Linked DNA regions of Homo sapiens: region 2 is linked to region 1. Evidence: chromatin loops called from intact Hi-C (ENCODE). Cell type or tissue: pancreas. All regions are shown on one strand. Each heading gives the region's core, and the rest is flanking DNA. Links, peaks and the distances in the headings are about the cores only.

Region 1 (11,895 bases), core at 2,582-10,581:
TGTAAGAAAAATGAGTCATCCTGTGTTTGTTTCTCCCCTCAGAGAAGAGCTATACTTGGTTGGTACACAGATGAGAGTTGCTCCAGTTTCCTGCTATTTTTCATGAAAAACAAGGAGAATGTCTGGAAACTCAAACAGATAAACTAATTGTTTCCATTATATGTGGCCATTAGAAAAGTAGATGAAACAGTCATGGTTTTTACCATCCAGGAACTTTCAGTCTGGAGCAACTGAATTAAAAAAAAAAAAAAAAAGGAACAGATGGGTGGAGGGTTTAGGGAGGGCCAGTGGCCCAGCAAACCTGAATGATTTATAAGTGAGTAAGCTGGGAGTCCAGCTGCCTCTGGCTGAGGGTTGGGGTGGTGTTTGCCTAGACCTCAGAGCCTCCAGGCTGCCAGCTGCCTGTCCAGGCTCTTGGTGTCCTCCTCCAGGCCTCAGTTTCCTCACCTGTCTGAGAGGACTTATATGGCATGATATGGCAGCTTCTCTCTTGATCCCACTCCACTCCCTGCCAATCATACATAAAGTGTTTTGGGAGGGGGGCCTAGAGGAGCTCTGGATCTTTAGGGCAGGTCTAATCCCGGCCTGAGTTTGAAGTCAAGGTAGAATTGTCCTCCTTCACTCCACTAGGTATTGTTGTCTGGCCTGCTGAGAACCTAAGTTCTCCAGGAAGCCTGGAAGTCCTTCTTGCAGAGAGGAATTCTCTGGTCCTCCTTTTCTCTCCTCATCGTTCCTTCCTCTGCTTTCATAATGATGCCATATGCTTCAATGACACCTACTCCATTGTATGTCAGTGGATGAACACACAGGCATGCCTTGGCCCCATAGGTCAGGCAGCTGGACCAATATCAGGCTGCTCATCAGCAACCACCCCAGAACCAGGCCAGGTCTTTGGACTCCTTGTCTGAAGTTCATTCCAGAATCTCTCACTGCAGCAGTGACATGGAAGGCCTGAGAATGCTTTTTCCTCTCACGGCTTAGAATGGGCCTGGGAGACAGCCTCCAAGGAGCTGTAGCTGTCTAGCTGTGACTCCTCACCCAAAGAGGACTTTTAGCTTCTCATATCTCTCCCCACAGTGGTGCAAAAGAACTGGGTAGGAAGAAGGAAATCTAGGCCTTACTCCCTCCTGGGAATTTTGGTTTCATAGAACATCCTTGCTGGCCCTTGCCTTGATGAGGAATGAGGAGAGAGAGGCAGAAAAGTGGGTCAAAAGAGCACCAGCACTTGGGCTTAGAGCCTACTGTCACTTATGGGGGCTGTTAGTGTAATCATAAGATATTGTGTGGTGGTGCATGAATGATCTCCAGACCTTCCTCTAACAGCTGAGGAAACACAAGGCCTGAGCTCGAGGATCCTGGGCCTCTCCAGGATATTCTGTGTAGAGAATGGGAAGAGAACAGCCATCTCTAGGATGGTGCCTGTGGTGTGGGGTGGTTGCACGGAGTGGGATTCTCACGGCCGGGTTTCTCCATGATTTCTCTCTATTTTGCTCCTTCCCTGAAGGCAGCTCCATCCCCAACCCCAGGGCTGAAGTCTGGGTAGAACCAAGCCAAATTAGAGGAGAAGCCCATCCACTCTCCCGGGCTGGAGCCAAAACTGCAGGTCAACCGTATCAAAGCTGCTCATTAGCCATAATCCATCAATGAAGAGGGTCCAACATATATGCATGCGGTTCTCCATTTAAAACTCAATTCTCCAGGCTCTGCTATCCCCTCAACCTCTTCTTCACCAATCTGGGAAGGTACTGTTTGGGTGCTTAGCTGAGAAGACTTGTCTAGCTAAAGATAAGGGAATAAAATTCAGGTCGGGAGGAGATGCCATCTGTCAAGGAGCTATGATTCTCTGTCCCAAAAAATGGATGAGAAGATTTTGCCTTACCACTGTCACCTTTGTAAAAGACTTTTGATGGTAAAGAAAAAAAATAGATCTTGATGGGACTTTGAGCTGTTAGGGAAGAGCTGGAAGCAAGCGGCCAGCTTCTGTATTGTTCCCTGGGGCCCAATCCTGGTAGTATTTATTAATACACATGCATTTCATTATCTTTGCTAATAAATTGCTACTAATAACAATTATTTCTATTACACTGATTAATTTAGCCTCAACTCTTTAAAAGAGTGTGTTCCTTCATAGCCAAATTTTATTAGAACGCAGTCATCTGTCATTAGGAATCTCCTGGCAGTGTGACTCCATCAGAAGTGTTATGCTTATGTTTGTTAATTATTCATCACCATGATTGTTGTAATTATCCTAATTATCCATGGAGGCAGGAGAATGTATGCCATTTCATTCTTAGATGGTGGGAATCCAGGAATGGAACCCAAGAGTCCCAATTCTCCACCCAACTGGAAACAGTTGAGGCATCTAGCTCCTTCTGGAATCCAAGGGGACGTTTGGGGAACTGAGGTTGCCAAGGAAGCAGGAAAGCAGGTATGAGCCTTATCATGAGAGGTCACTATAGAATTACCTCCTCAAGTGCTGCCAGGAGGGAAAACTGAGGCAGTTGTCTGATCAGGGGACTGTGTAAACGAGTAGCCAGGAAACATGTCCTAGGGTATCCAGTGTATACGTGTGGCTCCTACAGGGAGCCAGCCTGGCCCATCAGGGACACTTGTGTTTTCACATATTTTATTGGGTCCCTACTGTGCCAGGCACAGTGCTCCATGATCTGAAATGTATTAGGGGCCAGAGAAGATAGCTGGGGGAGTGGGTGATCTCCAACCACCAAGGGAGAGGCTGATCTCTAGTTAGGTCTTTATACCACTGCCCTCAATCTACATATGCCCGCACCTCTCACCTCTGTCAGACTCTTGTCTGAGCCATTGCCCATTGGGATACTCCCCTCCCTACAGCCTCCTACCCCAGACACACAGCACCCAAACCATAGGCCCTGGCATCCTCACACAGCCCCCTGCCTAGCTGATCAATTCTGTGTCCTCTCTGACTCAACTGAACTGTAGATCCTGGAGGCAGCTGCAGGCACCCAGGGCACCACTGCCAATCTAGAGCTCTTTCCTCAGGCTCCTCATATCCTAATTACCAGGGCTTGGTGCCACAAGTTTGATCAGTGTTGGCTCAAGGATGCTCCTAAGGACGGGGCCAGTGGGCCTCAGACAAGAACAGAGGGGGCCTCAGCACCAAGCATGACAATGAATGACCCTACACCCCCATCTTGCCTTGGAAAGACACAGAGCCCAGATTCAGCTCTGCCTTCTTCCACTAAATTCTGGAAGTCTCTGTAGGCAGAAAGCCAGGAAGAAATAGTGCAGTGTCAAGGGCAGTCCCTGGTTCTAAGATGTGGGAAGTGTAAGCTTCTTACTTCTTTCTAATCCATTGACCAGTCCTGTCATTTTTTTCCCTGCTTATTTGAATGTCCTTGTTCACCTCTGAGCCAGTTTTTCCCTACACTTGACCTTTTTATTTTCTCCATAGCAGCATCTCCTCACTTTAGAGACCAAGATCACCACCTTCTCCCCACCATCTGGTTGGTTTAAGCAAGGATAGGCCCCGATGAATCACTCCCTTCCAGACAACGTATTTGGGGACAGAAGTCACTAATTGGCTTCCCAGCCCAGCTTTAACACAAGACTCCTTGGGGTGTGTGATTATACATTACAACTGCTCCTCCAGTATATGGCATGAAGTCCTAGAGGCCAAAGTGGCCTGAACTCCTTTCACCAAGCCCCAAACCTGGCTCCTAGTGGGGGCTCAAAACTAACAATGGGAATGACCAACGATGTCAAATGAGTCTTGGGCAATTTGGAAGGAGAAGTCATAAAGGACATGGGGTAGGGGCTATAGGCCTATTTCCCCTGGCTTTTTTGTGGGGGTTAGGGACTGGTTTGAAGAACTGTTAAAGTGCTGGGCCTTTGAAATCCCAAGTTAAAGCAACCTCCTTTCTTTTCTACTAGCCTGTGGTCCCATCTCCAGTGAATACCCTTCCCCTGGTGAAGAAAAGAGAAGGGGCTTTTGACATGGTTTCACCTCCCAGTGTCAAGCAAGTTCCCCCACCCTAAGCACACACCATCACTGGGGCCTCCTCTTCTCTGGAGGTCACCTCTGGGGCTTCTCCTCATCTCTGCAGCTCTGCTGGGACCTCCTGAGGTGGAGCAGGGTCTAGAGTCAACCAGTGGCATGGTGACTGCCTCCCTATTCAGGCAAGCCCCCAATCCCCTGAAACCTCAGCTTTGTGCCAGCCCAAAATTCTTTGGGAAAGGAAGAAATTCCATTGATGAGGGTGACATTGCTGCATCCCTTATTGGTGATTAATAAGGGAAATCTTGGGGCTGTCTGTGGAATGAGCCCTTACTGGGTACCGGGGTCTCCAATTTGGCCAGCAACCAAGAAAGAGGAGGGGCACTGGGAAGCCTGAAAGACACAAATGAGAGAGACACACACAAGGAACAGGAAAGAGGGGTTTAGACTCCGGGTGGGGGAAGAGGCCAGAAACCCAGAAAGAGAGAGGCAGAAAAGTCAGACATATGAGAGAGAAGGACAAGAAATAGCAATAGAAAGGAGGCAGGGGAGGGGCAGAAATCAGAGGGTAGGAGCAGCCAGGCAGGGGAAAGAGAAGAGGGCCCTGACTTACAAGTACCTGAGAGGCTTTCTGCTGACCTCCCCTGCCTGCCCCCGAGCCTTGAAAACCTGAAGGCCAGCAGAGCCTCAGGATAGTGCTGCCCTGGGAAAGGCTACCACAAGGCCTTGGGGCTCAATCTCAGGAGATTCTTCCATGACTCCCACCAGCCCTGCTTTAGTTCTGACCAGGGTCCCCTTCTCCCAAGAGATTGCTCAACCTCACCATGCCCCGAGGGCCCCAGGCAACCCTGAGCTGGGAGCACTGGAAAGAGAGGTGGTATCAAGAGAGGTGGGTAACAGGAGGTGGAGCTTGCAGTGAGCCGAGATCGCGCCACTGCACTCCAGCCTGGGCGACAGAGTGAGACTCCATCTCAAAAAAAAAAAAAAAAAAAAAAGAGGTGGGTACATTTGAGCCCCAGGGCAGGGATGGGTGGAGGTTGGTCCTGGGGCCAGCCATCCCAAAGAGAGTAGGAGCTCAGGCAGGTCCTGCTGTCCACAGAGTCCGCACACACTGGGCGCCTTGCAGCTCCAGTGTCTGGAATTGCAAATGGAAATGAAGAGGATCCCACCACACTCCAGGGCTCAGGAGGGATTGGAGCTGAGAGACCATGAGGACCATGAGGAAGGGAAGTTTTCATCTCTTCGCTTGCTTCAGGAGGAAAAATGCCCCCCCACACCCGTGCCCCTGCCCCCGCCAGGCCTCCTTCTTGTGTGAGTTAGTTCTGCTACAGTGGAAAGGAGCTCCCCAGTTCCAGATTTTGCAAAGGGTGTCACATCAGCCCCATGTCTCTTCCCAAGGGCAGAGGACTTACTGTAGCTAAGGCTCTGAGCTCCAGCCTCCCCTTGCCTTTGTGTCTTAAAAATTCCCTGCAGCCCGCCTTCTCCACTTGTGCACATCACCACGCACTGAGGCCCTCGCAGGCGCCAAGGCTGCTTCTTTCTACCTCTTGCCTCATTCTTGCCATCTGCTTATCGCCCATTGGTATGAGCCTGAATCATCTTCCCAGGGGAAAGTCCGCGCTAGGAGCCCTGTGCTCTGACTACCTGGATTTATTCCCTGCATTTTCACGCCACCGGTGCCCAGTAGCTTCTGTCTTGGAACTGGTGCGCATGGACCGATGAGTCAGGGATACCCACTAGCTCTAACCATTCCTGTAAGTGATGCCTCATTAGGGCCGCTGTGGGGTGGGTTCTCCATCTGCGTCCACCTGGCAACCCCGCGAACTCTGATCGCGTGCCCTTTTGCACCCGGGACCCATGGATGCCCAGCCCTGGGTCATCCTCATTCCATCAACTGGCCTACCTGGTTAATCTTGCAGAGGTCTGCGCACATATTGCTGCCCTCGCAGCGCCCGTCAGACTTCAGCACATCCTAACATTCGTGTGGGATTTATTGAAACTGAGGTAGAAGACGACGCACGGCACCGTGATGTAGGTGGCCGTGCTGATGGCGCCGCTGTCCCCGCGTCCGCAGACACCGAGGGCCCGGCTTGCCTGGCTCACCCTTCTTTCAGAGCAGCCCCAAAGGGCCTGGAGGACTCGGGTCCCTAGGAGGTCCGGGGCGGGGGATCATTTTGTTGGTAAAGCCCTGCTTCCTCTGGGGGCCCTGCACCAGCGTGGAGGGTGACTGCGCATCGCTCTGCTCTGCTCCCTCAAGGCATTTGGCCACCCGCCGGCGCCGGGCCCTGCACAAGGCAGGGGTCGTACACCACGCTGCAGGTGGCCTGCATCTCATGGTGTCTGTCTGGGCCCCCTGCCCTCCACAGCACCGGGATGGGCACTACCACTATCAGCAGCATCAGCACGCTGGCGTGGGGAGCGGAGGTGGGGGGCGCCAGGCAGCTCGGCTGCGCCAGCAGCACAATGTTGCCAGTGGTTGGGGCCTGCAGGCAAGGGGCCCGCGCTCACCGGGGTCCGGCTCACCCAGGGTCTGGAGGAGCTGTGGGCATGGGGCTGGGCCTCGGGCCCCGCGCTGAGCTGTCTGAAGTGAGGAACCCCCGCCTCCACCCGCCTCCAACCCAGCTCCTCCTGTCTCCTTGCTCTCCGGCCAGCAGCACTGGCTCCGCGTGGCTCAGAGGGCACCAGGGCAGGGCTGCGGACGCCCCGTGGTGGGAGGGGCAGAGAGGGGCACGACTCGAGGTGGGAGGGGCAGAGGGTCGGGACCACAGATGGGAAGGGTAGAGGGGGGCGGAGCCGCGGGGACCCGAGGTGGGAGGGGCAGAGAAGGGGCGAGGGCCGAGATGGGAGGGGCAGAGGGGCGGGGCCGCGAAGCCCTGCGCGGGAGACCCAGAGGAAGAGCAAGACTTAGGAAGCCAGAGACTGAGACTCGGAAATGGGGAGGCGGCTAGAACCAGAAAAACAGGAGAGGTTCTTCCAGGGAAGGGAAGAGTAAGGACCAAAGTGCGAACCGAAGAGAGGACCATGGGGAGAGCTAGACAGCGCCAAGGGGTTTGAGAAAGGAGAGGCCCCGAGAGTCGGTCACGCGAAAAACTGAAAGGGACAAAGGGAGGCGCGAGGGGCCCGAACCGCAGCGGGTGGAAGCGAGGGATGGTGCCCGGGTCTGCAGGGGTCAAAGAAAGCGATTTGGGGGACGACAGGGTGGACGTCGAAAGGGTAGGATGAGGAACAGGGTTGTGAGGGGAAAAGAGGATAGGAGTAAGGTTCGTGGGCCCCGAAGACCCCAGTCTGGGAGATCCGGGGGTGGAATGAAGGCCAGTCGGGACGCCCAGCGGAGCCCGCGTACTGAGAGCAGCCGCCTCCGCGCTTCTGGCTCTCACTGTTCCAGAGACCCGCCTTCCCCCAGGAGGGGCAGTTCCTTCAACCCCTTCACGCCTCTGCCCCTCCCTCACGGAGCTCCAGCCAGGCAGCTTTCTCCTGGGACCCTTTTCCTCCATCTTCTTCTGATCCATCCCCTTATCTCTGCCTCTAGACCAGGGAGAAACGTGGATCCTAAGAAGGTGTGCAACCCCACGTTATTTTTCCATGCTGACAGGTACAAATACATCCCGGGTTCATGGACCCCTTCTCCAGCCTCCAGGAGGAGGGGTGGATCTCATCCAGCCCTTCAGTTTCTTCTTCCTCATCCCCCACACTCCTCAGCAACCCCCTAACTCTTCTTTCCATCAGGTTGTGGGAGGCTCTATTCTTCCTCAGGTTCAGAAGAGTGTTTAGGTTGCATAAACCGACGCGTGTCTGCTTCCATCAAAGTATTTGTCACGTGATCTGAAGCCCAGCTCCTGTTGTTCCACTGCTCCTACTTCTCCCTCCTTTATCCAGCCCACCAGGGAGCACTCTGCCATGGGAGGCCTCTGGCTGGCCGCTAAAGGATAACACCCCAGCGGGGCGGGGTGGCGCTCGCGTATAATTCTAGAACGCTGGGAGGCCAAGGCGGGAGGATTGCTTAATCCCAGGAGTTTGAGACCAGCCTGGGTAACACAGTGAAGCCCCCATCTCTACAAAATGTAAAAACTTAGTCAGATGTGGTGATGTGTGCCTGCAGTCCCAGCTACTCTGGAGGCTGGGGTGGGAAGTTCGCTTATGCTCGGGAGGTCGAGACTGCTGTGAGCCATGGTTGCTCCACTGCACTCCAGTCTGGGTGACAAAGCAAGACTCTGTATCAAAAAAAGAATGACATTCCATCCTCTCTTCTCCTGAAAAGCTTACTTCAGGGTCACACTCTCCCCCTACTGACCCACGAGGATGGCCCACAGGAATCTCTGGCCTTCCCCATGCAAGGCTGAGCACTTTAGGAGGCTGAGATGGGAGGATCCCTTAGACCCAGGAGTTCAAATTCAGCCTGGGCAATATTAGGAGACCCTTGCCCTGCAAAAAAAAAAAAAAAAAAAAAAAAAAAAAAAAAAAGCCCATCATGGTGGCACAGTCCTGTATTTTCAGCTATTTGGGAGGCTGAAGTGGGAGGAAGACTTGAGCCTACTTCTAGGCTGCAGTGAGTTATGATCACACCACTACACTCCAGCCTGGACAAGAGAGGGAGACTCTGCCTCTGAATAAATAAATAAAATTAAAGACCTGCTTGCCAATTCTAAACCTGGTGGTTTTAGGTAAATAGCCTACCCTCAGAGCCTTGAGTGTTCTCCTTTGGGAAAAAGGTGGTTGTGAGGATTAAATGAGATATAATACATGCAAAGCTCTGGGTTCAGCATCTGACCATTATTATGCATCTTGTAAATGGTAGCTACTATACCTACCCAGACACAGTCCACAGGAGGGCTTGAGGTTCCCATGCATGAATCCAGTCCACCATTGAGATTATGACTTGCACAGTTGGGCCCAATCCACAGCAGGGGTTTACCCCCATACCTCGTGTTGGAGCATGTGAAGGATTGTGAATCTCACCCCGTACCTCCTCAAAGGTGTGATTGTTACATACACTTTTGCCAAATACCTGAATGATTTTATTTTCCTGCGTGGGTACAGACCACAAATGAGACTGTGAAATATACTTGGACCAAACACCTTGGTGATGTCACTATCTTTTCTTGGCTCTGCCCTCAGAGTGGATTATGACATAGGTTTGGGCCCATTACCTAGTTGGTTTGACCATGCTCTACTGCCTGGACACTGCTTAAAGGGGGAATATGTGTGATATAGCTATGAGCTCATAACTTAGGGGACATGACTCTCCTCTCCTACCTGGGTGCTGCTTCCAGTGAATATTTTTACATATTGCTGGGCCTTGCACCCAAATGATGTGACTCCCCTACTAAAGCCCTTCCCACAGAGGGCATTGTAACATATCTCTGTGCCCACCATTTAGGTGATGTGACTATTCTCTTTTGTCCGGGCACTGCCCACATGGGACATTGCAACACATCATTAAGCCCAGCACCCAGTTTATGTGACCTTTCTGCCAGGGCCCTGCTGAAAAGATGGATATCAACATATCCTTGTCCCAAAGCCCAGGTGCTGTGACTCTCTTGCCAGGTCCCTGCCCACAAGTGAGATTGTTCATATACCTAAGCCCAGCTCACAGGCATGATGATTACTCTCATACATGGACTCAGCAAAGAGAAGAGATTTGGACTCTCATAGATAGGCTTAGGGCACTGGGTAAGGTCCTAGGTCTCCTACTTGTGGAAAAGTCACAGAAGATTATGACATGTATGCATACAGTATAAAGCCCTTGAGTGACATAGACAGTGTCATAACAGGGCCCAACACACAGATGAGATTGTGATTCTCATAAGCACATGCAGCTGACAATTAGAAGAGTCACCCTCACATATGTGCTCAGCCCACTGTTGAGGTTCTGAAACTCATATCTGGAGGCATTCAAAAGTTTGAATTGTGACTCTCATATGTGAATCTGAACCCAAGGTAGGATAGTGAATCTCAGACCGAAATTCAGCACACCTGTGAGGCTGTGACTACACTACTGCCTCACTGTTCACAAAAGCAGTGGAGCTCTCATGCGCAGATCCTGTTCACCACTGGGATTGTAATCTGAGGACTTGGGGGCAACTCACTGGAGATGTTAACTCTTATACCTGGAGCCAGGGAATATGCAGGCTTGTGAATCTCATTCCTGGATCTTTTTGCAGGTTTGTTATATATAATTCTGCCTAGCACCTGATTGATTTTACTCTCTTGCCTGGGCCCAACGAATTGTTGGTATTGTGACATCTATCTGAGCCAAGAAACTAGATCATGTGGTATCTCTGCCTGGGCCCTGCCCACAGGGCGCATTGTGACATATCTATTGGCTCATCACCTAGGTGATGTGACACTAATTTCCTGCCTTGGCCCTGCCTTCTGTGGGGATTGCAATATATCACTGGTCCATCATCTTAGTTATATGACTCTCCTCTGCTGCCTGGGCCTTGCTACTATTGGGTACTGTGATGTATCCCTGAGCCCAGCACCCAGGTAATGTGACTCTCCCTTACTGCCTGGGCCTTGCCTACAGTGGGCATTGTGACATATCACTGGGCCTAGTATCCAGATGTTGTGACTCTCCTTTAAAAGCCCTGCTTGCAGAGAAAATTGTGATATATTCTAGACCTGACACCCATGTAATGTGACTCTACTGCCTGGTGCATGCCCACAGGTGGGATTGCAACATGTAACTAGTCACAGTTTACAAGAATGCTGATGACTCTCACATGTGAACCCAGCCAATAAAAGAGATTTTGACCCTCCGAGCCAGGCTTAGAGAAACAGGTAATGTCCTGAGTAATGTGACTATTCTCTTCTCTCTCCCCCATTGATAGCCAACAGGGGACATTGTGACATTTCTTTGGGCCAATCCCCTAGGTGATGTGACTCTCCTCTCCTGCCTAGGTTCTTCCCTCCTGTGAATTTAAAATATCACTGAGTTCTGAACCCAGGTGATGTGCCTCTCCTGCCTGGGACCTGCTTACCGAGGCATTGTGACATATTTCTCAGACCATCAACTAGGTGATTTGACCCTCCTCTTTTGCGTTGGCCTTGTCCACAGAGAGAACTGTGACATACTGCTGAGGCCTGCACACAGGTGATTTGATTTTGCTGTCAGGGCACTGTCCACAGGGAAGTTATTGACAGTAACAATTGTCACCCTCCAACATGGCCAGAGACCACTGTTGTGGTTCTGTATCTCACACTAGGTAGCAGTAGAAAGTTGAAATGTTAACTCTCATACATAGATCCAGTGCACAGGTAGTTTGGAGAATCTCAGACCAGGTTTCAGCACACCTGTAGCATATGACTCCTGCACATGGACACAGTTTCTGGTGGGATTGTGGCTCTCATGTATGAATTTGGGCCACTGTTGAGATTGTTACTGGTGTATTCGGGCCCAACTCACAGGAGGTGTTGACTCTCATACCTTGAGCTGGGACATGTGTGGGATTATCTCATCCTTGGACTTTCTGAAGGTGTGATTGTTACATATACCTTTGTCTAGCACCTGATTTGACTATCCTGCCTCAGTACAGCTCACCAGTAGGACTGTGAAATATAACTGAGACAAGGTCCTAGGTAATGTGATTCTTTTGCCTAGGCCCAGTCCTCAGAAAGGATTTTGACATATCCCTGGGTCCATCACCTAGGTGATGGAAGTATTCCTTTCTCCTCATGCCCTGCACACAGTGGGAGTTGTGACATACCACAGGCCCATCACCTAGGTGAAGAGACTCTCCTCTTTTTCCTGGGCCCTGCACCAAGTGGGATTGTGACATATTGCTGGACACTGCACTCAAATGATATGCCTCTCCTGCCTAAGCAATGCCAAGAAGAGGCATTGTGACATACCTATGAGCCCATCACCTAGGTGATGTGACTCTCCTCTCCTGCCTGGGTCCTGTACAAAGTGTGGATTGTGA
Region 2 (11,895 bases), core at 2,574-10,573, 60 kb after region 1:
TGAGGCAGATGAAACATACGAGTAAGGGCAGAGGTGTTTTGATGCAGTAATGCATGAGAAGCTTGGGCTTGTTGAAATACAGAACCGATTAGTTTATCTGCTTTATCATTACCTAGAGATAGTGGTCCAGGAAGTTGCGTGTGAGAGTGAATATGAGAAATATGAAAAGGAGTAGCATGAGAGCGAACAGCTTGTTGAAGTCTTAGAAACAAGTTAAGCAGCTCTGGTTCTAGGGTGCTCTTAATAGTGGCAGTTTCAGCACGACTGGCTACATTTACAACATAGGCTGAATCACAAACAATGTTATTAGGAGATGAAGTGGTGAGCTGTAAAACCTGAATAACTATCATTAATTCTGAGCATTGAGCTGAAGCTCCAGAGGTCTTTATTGTCTAAGTATGTTAGGTCCATAAATAGCTGCGTGTCCTTTGGCAGAACCATCAGTAAAATAGGTCTGTTCACCTGGAATAGGCTTGTGATGAGTGATTACAGGGAGAATAAAAGGGTGAACTTTATAAAATTGCAAAATTTTGTCTGATGGATAATGGTTATCTATTATTCCTATGAAATCTGCAAGAGCAATTTGCCATGCAGTCAACATTTCCCATGCTGCAGTGTGTTGTTGGGAATCCAAGGGAACAATAATTTTGTCTGGATCATATCCCATAAGCATTTTTGATCTATGCCTACCTATTGTTATAAGTTGAGTAATTAAAGAAAGATAAACTTGCAAAGATTTCACTGTCTGATTGGATTTAAAAAAAGCATTCTAATACTACTACAGATTTGACTATGAATTGGCCTAAAAGTCTTGTTGCTGAATGGGGGGTAGGAAGAATAAACAGAAGCAAAGCCTTTTGTGGCTGTAGCCAGGAGGCATGTCGTTGCCAAAACATCAGCTCTACAAGTTGTAACTTAGCTTTTGCCTCCTTAGTAAGTTGCTGAGGAGAGTCTAATGGAGAATCTCCTTGAAGGGTCTGATAAAGGTGTTTGAGTTGATAAGCAGGAATACCTAGCATTGGGCACAGCCAGTTAATGTCCCCTAATAATTTTTGGAAATCATTCAAAGTTTGTAATCTGTCCCTATGGAGGACTACTTTCTGAGGCCAAACACTTCTTTCAGTAACAATAGTGCCTAAGTACTGGTATCAGGAGGTTGTTTGCACCTTTTCTGGAGCTATTTTGAGATTCCATTTAAGTCAAAGCTCATTTTATTTATCTGAATAACTGATATAAAATTTGATCTGTAGGAGGGGCAGAAAGAATATCATCCATATAATGACGGATGTAGGCTGTGGGAAACATATTCAGAGGCACCTTTAATGCCTATCCTACAACATGCTGATATAATGCTGTTAAGCATGCCTTGGGGTAAGACTTTCCATTGATAATGAGAGACAGGCTCTTTTTGATTAACAGAAAGCACATAAAAGGCAAATCGATGCTTATCCTGCTCATGTAACAGTAAAATAAAAAAATAAATAAAAAATCTTTAAGATATATTACTTTGAGAGGCCAGCCTCCTGGAAAGGCTGCCGGGGATGGCAGACCTTGCTGTAATGCACCCATTGGTTTAATGTGTGCATTAATAGCTCTCAAATCATGTAGCAGTCATCATTTTCCTGACTTTTTAGGAATTACAAATACTGATGAATTCCAGGTGCTAACTGACTCTTCAATATGTCCTGCATCCATTTGCTCTTTTACTAGCGGATGGAATTGTGTTAGTTTCTCCTGTGATAGGGGCCACTGATCCACCCATACAGGTTTTTTAGTCAGCCACTCCAGCGGTAAAACAGTAGATGGGGGAGAAATATCAGTGACTCCCATCAGAAATTCTGATGACCTAGCCCTTTTCTATCTGTTTGCCCAGCTATTGATATAGGATCAGTGTTTCCCTGTAGGGACTTTTCTAAGCCTTTTCTGCCTGACATCCCATTTTCTTTAACATTTTGAACCCTGGATTGTCAATAGTTTCATTTGCAAGTCTTATATCCCATGCTGTAAGTAAATCTTGGCCCCATAGGTTAACAGTTACATTTGCAAAATAAATTTTAAAAGTACATGACTGTCCATCTGGTTTGAGACAGGGTAAAATTTCAGCACTCTGTTGAACACTTTGAGCTGTTCCTATTCCCACTAGCGATGTAGGAGTTAATTGCAGGGGCCAGGATGGGGGCCAATTGTTTTTAGATATTACTGACACATCAGCTCCCATATCCATAAGCCCATAGAAATTTTTTTCCTTTAATTTGCACTGTACAGGTGGGTCTATTAGATGCTATGGGTTGTGATAAATAAATTTTCCTCCTAGCTGTACTCCCAAATCCTTGATTCTCTCATTTCTCCTTATGTGGAGAAGGAAACAACTCCCAGGGAATAAGCAGTAGTTGAGTTACATATTCTCCAGGTTCAAAAACTAACAAATCTTGTGATATTACCACTACTTGAATTTCTCCTTCATAATCACAGTCAACAACTCCTGGGACTACAGTAATGTCCTGTAAGTTGAGATGGATTTTACCCAAAATTAATCCCATATATCCTGTTGGCAAAGGTCTCCAAATACCAGTGGGAATTTTAGTGGGTTTGTTTCCTCCAACTAATGTAACCCATTCTCTGACAGGGAGATCTATTCCTGTGCTTCTGGGTGTTCCTGGGGAAAGGGAATCAATGTTCCTCCATAGACTCCTCCCTGAAATGGGGTTGTGGCCTGGACAGGAAATGCCCTCATTGTTTGAGGGGACCGGGTCCAGGCTCCCTTCTTGGTTCCCGACAGAGGGGTGCCATTCTGATGAAATTTTGAACTGCATTGATTAGTCCAATGATTTCCTTTATTGCAACAAGGGCAAATTTCTGGAATTTTTTCTGCTGAAGGTTGGGTATTGCATTATAAGATCCCTTTTGCCCAAGGTCTGATGGCATTCCTTTTTGAAATGTCCGATTTTTCCACAATTATAAGATTTTCCCATTTTAGGGTTTGACCCTTAGCCCTTTTTAGATTTGTTAACTACTAAATTAGCCATTGCTTGAGCTAACATTGTAGAGCAATGAAGCTCAGTTCTCACATCTTGACAAGTTTTGAGAAAATGTCCTAAGTTTTTAGTACATCTCACAGGAGCCAGTGCACATTTATAATCCGTGTTTGCATTCTCAAAAGCTAAAGTTAAGGTTAGCATTTCTGCAGCAGTGGTATGAGGAATCTGATGCCTCACTGCCTCTTGTAATCATGCAAGAAAATGTGCATAGTGCTCCTTTGACCCTTGCATGCCATGTAAAAAGGATTGTATTGGGACCCCTTCCTCTGGAATTGTGGCCCAGGTGCATTTAGCAGCCAGTGCACGCTGCTTATAAGCAGCGTCTGGGAGTGTCATTTGATATTCCAGGTCTGAATAAGGGCCATTACCCAACAGCATATCCTCTGTAATGTCCCTGTGTCCGGCAGCACAATTCTGTCTAGCCTGGTGTGCACACAGTTCTTGCCAATTTAAATTCCATTTCAGATATGCACTAGCAGACAAACAAGTGTGAGCCAAATGCTTTACATCAAAGGATGGAAGACACATAGTTCAAAATACAGATTCTAACAATCCTAAAGTAAATGGGCTCTGTACTCCATTATTCACTACACTAGCTTTTAATTCCTTCAACAACTTAAACTCTAGTGAGGCATGTTCATAAATAAACTGCTGTGGATTATTTGGATCAGGCCTTACAGAAATAGTGAAAGTGCAATGTCCTAAGGGCTCTCCAGCTATGGTAGCAGAGCATAGAATTCTTTGCAGTGGGGTCTCTATTTCTGTTACTGAAGGAGATGGTACAGGTGTTTCTGCTACTGGAGGGGGTGGTAGACGCCAATTTTCATCCTCCCTCTCCTGTTTATTATTTTCTTTGGGTGTTGTGGGTGGGACAAAAGATTCTTTCAAAATTTGAGATTCAGAACATGGCTCCTGCGGTTTGGCAGAATAAGAATGAGATAATGGCAGGAGGACAGTATGGACTAAACTCCAAACAGAAAAAAAAGGAAGGATAAACTTTAAGACCTTTTTGATGAGCCCATTTTAATCCTTCCCCTACTCAGTTCCAATTTTCCACATCAAGAGCGCCTGTCTGCGGAAACGAGGGGTTATGCATGATAACCTCCTGCAGCAGCTTAGTCAGCGTTTGAGAACTAACCTGAGCACCAGATTGTTTACGTAAAACTTTAAGCAACTGCACGTAATGCTGCTCCTCAACAGACAAACTCTGCCCCCACGTTACCCTGATTCAGAAACTTCCCACTCCCAGTACCTCTTTAGGACACTGACCTTATATCCTCTGCAGGCAGACTCATCCCAGGGTTTCTCATTCATCTGGTCAGTTTCACTTTTTCTGCTCCAGCAGACCTTCTTTGTTCAAGTCCCTGTTCAGGTGCCACTTGTGGCTGTCAGTTCAGGACTGAAGAAGAAGGACAAACGCAGAAATGAAGACAAAGACAAAAAGATCTGTTTTAAAGAAGGGGTCAGGGGGCTCCTTGCTTCTAGGGAACAAGGGCCCTGAGCTTATACAGCCCTTTGTATTCATTAGGTAGAATCAACAGGGAGGAAGAGGTAATGGTTAGTCAGCTGCCTGATTTATCACAGGCTCACATAATTGGTTTCTTTGTACAACAGGCTCCAGATGTTCCTATAGATAACCACAAGAAACACTGTGCCTGGGGCATGACTGCCCTCAGCATTCCTTCTGGTTGCAGATGCAGTTGTCAGCTTGCCAACATCCTGCATTCATGAGAACAGTTTGCTGTTTGCTCATATAGCCTCCAGTGGTATAATGAGTTGGTCACAACACTCATTCTTTTGACCTCCAACAAGATAGTACAATAATTCCATTTTTAATATCTGAGGAACCTCTGTACTATTTTTCATAATGGCTGCATTATTATTTTTCCACCACTCAGTGCACAAGTATATCAATTTATCTACATCCTTGAAAATATTTATTATTTTCTCTCGTTTGATAGTGGCCATCCTAATGAGTGTGAAGTAATATCTCATTGGGATTTTGCTTTTCATTTCTCTAAAGATTCGTGAATTTGACCATCCTTTCAAATTCCTCTTGGCCATTTGTATATCTCTTTTGTAGAAACATCTGTTGAGAGTTTTGCCCATTTTTAAATAGGGTTGTTCAGTTTTTTTTGTTGAGTTTTAAAGTTGTTTATACATTCTGGTTATTAACTTCTATCAAATATATCATTTGTAATTTTTTTCTCATTTCTTACGTGACATTAAATGTTTCCTTTATGTCCAGAAAGCTTACTACATTTGAGGTAGTCCCATTTTTCTGCTTTTTTTCTTGTTACTTCTGCTTTTAATGTCATATTTTAAAAAATTACCAAGACAAATGTCATGATTTTTACCTCATATTTTAAGAGTTTTATAGCTATCTTACTTACATTTGTTTAATTTATTTAAGATATTTTTGTATATGGTTCAAGTCAGAAGTCCAATTTCATTTTCTTCCATTTTGATGTTCACTTTTAGAACACTATTTGTTAAAGGGTCTGTTATTTCCCTGTTGTTTGGTAATGGCAACTTGTTTGAAGATTATCTGATGATATTCATGATGGTCTATATCTGGGTTCTCTATTCTGTTCCATCATCTATTTGTCTTTCTGGTTGTATTTCTATAGCTTTGTAATCTGTTTGGAAATCAGGAAGTGTGACACCTCTAACTTCGTTCTCTAAAGCTTCTTTGGCTACTCATTGTCCCTTGATATTCCGTAAGAATTTTAGGACTTAAAATAATATTTCTAAAAAAATCGTAACATTGGGATTTTGATAGAAAATACTTTGAATTTGTGTTTCACTGTGAGTAGTATTGACATCTTAATAATATTAAATTTTTTGAGCCGTCAAGAGTCTGCTGTTTTAAGTCTCACATATTTTTTAATTTGCCAGTTTCCTTTTGCTTGTGATTTGTAGATGAGGTCTTATTATGTTGCCCAGGCTGGTCTCCAACTTTTGGCCTCAAGCTATTCTCCATCCTCAGCCTCCTGTTGTATTTCAATTACATGGATGAGCCACTGCACCTGGCCTCTTTATTGTTTTTCTGACATTTTTATGATTTGGAGGTAATTTTTGAAAAAGGTTATAAATATGTATCTCTTTAGAAAGTTTTTCATTTTTAATGTACTCAAAACACATAAAATGTACCATCTTAAATATATTAAGTACATAGTTAAATAATATTAAATATATTCACATTGCTATGCAACATATCGCTAAAATGATTTTATGTTGTAAAACTAAAATTCAATACCTATGAAACAACAACTACCCTTTTATTTCCACCCCTAAGGCTCTGACTGATACTATTCTACTTTCTGTTTCTAAGAGTTTAACTACATTAGATATTTTATTTAACTGGAGTCAAACAGTGTCTGTCCTTTTGTGACTGGTTTATTTCATTTACATAATGTCCTCAAGATTTATTCTTAGTGTAAAAATAATCAGATCTCCTGCTTTTAAAAAACTGAATAATATTCCATTATTTGTATATTCCAAATTGCCTTTATCCACTCATTCACTGAGGGACATTTGGGTTCCTTCCACCTATCAGCTGTTGTGAATAATGCTGCAATGAATATGGATATAAAAATAACTCCTCATTTGGCCATATATATGACAGTTTATTCCTGTGATCTATTCTGTTCCATTGGTCTGTCTGTCTGCCTTTATGTCAGTACCAAATAGTTTGGTTACTGTAGTTTTGTAATACATTAGGAAGTCAAGGAGTGTCATAGCTCCAATATTATGCTTTTAGAAAGTTGTTTGGCTCTTGATACTCACTTTAGATTCCATATAAGCTTTAGAATTTTTTTTGTATTTCTGCAAATGAAATGACAGTTAAAATTTGACAGCGATCACATTGAATCTGTAGATAATTTTGGGTAGTGTGAACATCTTCACAATATTGTCTTCCGACCCTTAACGAGAGCATGCTGAAGAGTGGGTTGTTTAATTTCCACATATTTGTAGATTTTCCAGTATTTTTTCTGCTATTGATTTCTCATTGTATTCCCTTTTAATCAAAAATGATAGTTTGTAATATTTTAATCTCTTTTGGGACAGAGATTTGCTATGTTACTCAGGCTGAAGCACAGTGACTCAATTATGGCTAACCACAGCCTTGATCTCCCAGGCTCAAGCAATCCTCCCACCTCAGCCTGCTGAGTGGCTGGACACACAGGCACGTGTAATCATGCCCAGTTAATTTTTTAATTTTATATTTTGTAAAGACAAGGTCTCCTTATGTTGCCCAGGCTGGCCATGAACTCCTAAACTCACTCAATCCTCCCAATTCAGCCTCCCAACATGCTGGAATGATAGACATGAGCCACCATCCCTGGCCCATATTTTACCATTTTAAAATTTAGCAAAACTTGTTTTGTGTCCTAGTAGGTCATCAACCCAGGAGAATGTTTCATGACCTATTGAAAAAATTGTATATTCTGATATTGCTGTGTGGAGTGTTTGTTTCTTTTGTTTTTTCACTTCTATTCACTGTGACTAGTGTTTTCTATATGTCTGTTAGGTTTAGAGTTTGCAGTGTTATTCAAATTCTCTGTTCTCAAGTTAACTTTCTGTCTGGCTTTATTATTCATTACTGATAGTGGGTAGTGGGGTAATTATGTCTCTTACTATTTTTGCATAGCCATTTCCTTCTTCATTTGTGTCAATGTTAACTTTATACATTTGGGAACCCTGATGTGAAGTGTGCACATATTTATTATTAACACAGCTTCCCCAGTGAATTGACAGTTTTATCATTATACAACATCTTTCTTTGTCTGTTGTTTCAGTTCTGACTTAATGTGTATTTTGCATAATTATGATCCACGTTGCTGTCATTTGATTGCAGTTTTCCTAGAAGGTATTTTTCATACTGGCACTTTTAGCCTATCTGTGTGCTTAGATGTAAATTGAGTTTCTTATAGACAACAGAAAATAAATCTTGTTTTTTTAAAATCTCTTTAGCCAATTTACATATTTCCAGTGTATATTTCACTCCATGTATATATTCATTTTAATTCTGAAAAGAATGGAATATTTCCTTTTTGTTAATAGTTCTATTTGTTTCTCGTAGGTATTTTCTCCTCTTTTCTGCTCTTATTGCCTTCCTTTGTATATAATTGATTTTTATAGTGACACATTTCTATTTCTATTTTAATTTGCCAAAGCCAAATTGCAAGATAAAAGGTTTGCCTTTAATCTAGTCTCTTGACATCTAAATTCTGGAGATTAAGGCTATGGACAGATCTAAAAACATGAGGTTTCCCCCTTCTGGGTCCCCATTTTTTGGACTTCTGTCTGATTTCTGGAAGAGTGATGAGTCCACACCAAGCAGCAGCGGACAGCAGTGGTCTATCTGTGGACACTTGTTTCCTGTAGGTCCCTCCTGTCTCTCAGTGCACCACCTCTCTTACCCTTGAAACAGGAGTGATATTGGCAGAGAAGAGGCATTCACTCCTATCTGGCAGAAAAGGAAAATTCAGGCCCTTTACCTCCCGAAGGTCAGAAAAGTCAAGAGCCCTCAGAGATGCACCTGCAATGTGGCAGCCACTGGCCACAACAGGCTACTGAGCACCCAAATTGTACACAGTATGTACTGAGATATGCTAGGGAAAAATATCAGAAAGTATTTTAGAGATTTAGTTACATATATATCTATATCTATATCTATCTATATATATGTAATGATTTCATTCTAATTATATGTTAAAATATTTTGGATATATTGGGCTAAGTTATTAAAATCAATTTCACTCATATTTCTTTTTCTTTATGCTGCTACTAGAAAACTTTGACACACGTGGCTCACATTTTATTTCTACTGCACATTGCTGCAATAGAAGATTGCCAGTTTTCAAAGCTCAGGCTGCCTCAAATTCAAGAGGAGAGAAAGATTGTAAAATCTAAAATTTAAAAATAATTGTCATTGGTCAGGCACGGTGGCTCACGCCTGTTATCCCAGCACTTTGGGAGGCTGAAGTGGGTGATCACTTGAGCTCAGGAGTTTAAAACCAGCCTGGCCAACATGGCGAAACAATGTCTGTACTAAAAATACAAAAATTAGCTTGGCAAGATGGTGGGCACCTGTATCCCAGCTACTTGGGAGGCTGAGGCAGAAGAATCGCTTAAACCTAGGGGGCACAGGTTGCCGTGAGCCAAGATCACACCACTGTACTTGAGCCTGGGTGACAGAGTGATACTCTTTCTCCAAAAAATATAAATGTACACAAAAATAATTGTCATTGTTTTCATTTTGAATAATACACACACATCCACACCCTCACCCCTCCCCTTTGTGTGTGCAACACACACACACAAAGTGGGGGAAAGAGAGAGAGGATCTTGTTCTGTCACCCAGGCTGCAGTGCAGTGGCCTGATCTCAGCTCACAGCAACCTCTACCTCCCAGGATCAAGTGTCCCTCCCACCTCTGCCTCCCAAGTAGGTAGGACCACAGACATGTATGACCATGCCATGCTATTTTTTTTTCATTTTTTAAGAAAAGGTGGGATGGGGGGCACCCACATCAAATAAATTATCCTTTTAAAGTGCTTTTGAATTTCATTTGCAACTATGTTGTGGATGATTTTGCATCTATGTTCATCAGGGATATTGGCGTGTAATTTTTTTTTTTGTAATGTCTATCTCTGGTTTTTGTATCAGGGTAATGCTGGCTTCGTAAAATGAGTTTGGAAGTATTCCTGTTTCTTCAATTTTTTTTCAAAGATTTGGTTCTTTTTAAATGTTTGGTAAAATTCAGGAGTAAAGTCATCAGATCTAAACTCTTTACTCATTACTGATCTATTCATGTTTTCTATTTCTTTATGGCTCAGTCTTGGTAGGTGGTACATGTCTAGAAATTTATTCATGTCTTCTCCCTTACACAATTTGTTTGGATATCATTGTAAATAGGAGTCTATGTACACAGCAATCTTATGACCTTTTGTATGTCTGTTTTGCCAGTTGTAATATCTTCCATTTAATTCTAATTTTATTTATTTGAGCATTTATTTCTTAGCCTAGCTAAAGATAGGAAGATTTTATGTTTTCAAAAAAAAAACAAGTTCTTACATTTTTTCTACATTTTCTGTTTTTTTTTTCTAGTGTTCATTGTATTTATTTCTGCTCTGTTTTTTTAATTAATTTCATCATCTGCTAACTTTGGGATAAGTTCTCCCTCTTCTAGTTTCTTGAGTTATATCATTATTTGTTTATTTGCAATCTGTCTTCTCTTTGGAAGAAGGTGTTTACTGCCTCTCCATCTCACTGGGATTAGCACCCATATTCGTTATGGTACTTTTTTTTTTTTTTGAGTCCATCAAACTTCTGATCCTAAGATTGCACCATTGGCATACTGGTAAGCAGCAGTGCTAAAAGTTCACATGATGAGTAGGGGTTTTACAGTGAGAGAATTACCCCAAATGTTTTGGGAGGGACTAATATTAAATTCTCTTTCTCCTTTTTATGACTCATCAGTGCCTAAGCCATAAGGCACAAGGAATGCACACCTCATCATGAGATTGCACGTGACAGCAGCAAAGGAAGCAGCAGCTCAGAAAAGACAAGGCCACTGTTCTTGCTTGCATGACAGTAGCACTTCTTAGAGCAACTGAATGACAAGCATAATTCTCTCCAAAGTAAAAGTCCCTTTTGTTTTTGCAATTTTACAGAAGACCATCCCTGGGTCTGTCCTGAGAGTGTGCAATAATAAACAACGTTCAGATGACTACCCAGGCATTTAGTAATAGTAAGCAGACCAGATGAAGCGACCACAGGGATATGGCCGGACTCCTGGTAATCAGGACTGAAGTGCTGACTGATTAAGGTGCTGTGTTTTCACTGCCTTGACACGCAAGTGTCTTGCAAACTGCCTGCCAAACACAGGCTAAACATGATGACACGTCACGCGGGAGAAGAGTCCATTGAATATTTATGTCTAGGTAATGTGTGCTTTAGTGTGGGCAGGGAAGGCAAATCATGATAAAGGCCACAAATTGTTATTTAGACCAAAGCAAAAGCCCACCACAAACTGATGGCTCTGACAGAGATGACTTTTAATGTATCATGAAACCAGTAGGCCAAAAGCAGTTAAAGTTGAGCAGATGTCCTCCGTCATGGGTGATTAATCCAGTTAGTGTTGTGAATTGTTTGATTAGCCTCCCCTTTACCCCATTGGTGAGGGAGAAATTACCACCCTAATGCTACTGGAATAGTTAAAACCATGGCACCAATCACTGGACAGATGAGATTGACAGCAGTTATTCATTACATATAATCATGGAAGGAGAAAGCTATGTAAGGTATACAGACCCACACAGCCATTGCACCTGGGAGCAGAGAGAACAAACAGGAGGTGTCGGGGAAGGCTTTGTAGTATCAAGAGGGTGAGATGCTCCTGGTTCCCACAGGAGGTGTTATTGGTTGGCCTGGATAATTCTGTGACCTTGGGGGAAACTGAAACACATTATACTACCAACTGCTAAGACTACAATAACATACCATAACAGTGTAATTCTGTAATGTACTACATAATACTAATGACAGTATGTTCTCACTTTTTTGATAGATTCTGGGAAACTGTGACTTTAAGTAAAACAATATACTATATAATAAAACCAATTTTACCATTGGCTAATTGATATAAACAAGTTAATTTTCCATGGCATACAGTATTTTGTTTTACTTAAAGTCAGTTTCTAAGGACCTATCAATGACGTTAAGTGAGCACTTACTGAACATGTATTTTAGTGATGTGTAATATAAAGTAGCTATATAAAATATACTATATAAAATATACTATCCATATACAAAACTACATGTGCTACACATTACAGTCTTGAACCACA

The links. Hi-C counts contacts between places; a loop is a spot of excess contacts. Peaks named below come from ENCODE experiments on the same cell type or tissue, not always from the same donor. Only the 100,000 strongest peaks of a DNase experiment are listed, where the experiment ranks them.
Region 2: it touches region 1 in a loop (4-fold over the local background); 4 of 110 quality-filtered maps call a loop at or near these places.

The regions. Positions count from the first base shown.
Region 1 is chr16:35,569,526-35,581,420 of GRCh38, reverse strand. It overlaps the pseudogene C1QL1P1. Among named protein-coding and RNA genes, the nearest start is that of LINC02167, 170 kb to the left of the region's middle. In pancreas, for the core only: no CTCF peak of the experiment used is centred there; DNase peaks (open chromatin) are centred at 6,160 and 6,410.
Region 2 is chr16:35,509,557-35,521,451 of GRCh38, reverse strand. LOC105371204 (a long non-coding RNA gene) reads right to left here. Exons shown (of 3, transcript XR_942170.3): 2 at 4,308-4,437. Among named protein-coding and RNA genes, the nearest start is that of LINC01566, 150 kb to the right of the region's middle. In pancreas, for the core only: no CTCF peak of the experiment used is centred there; no DNase peak of the experiment used is centred there.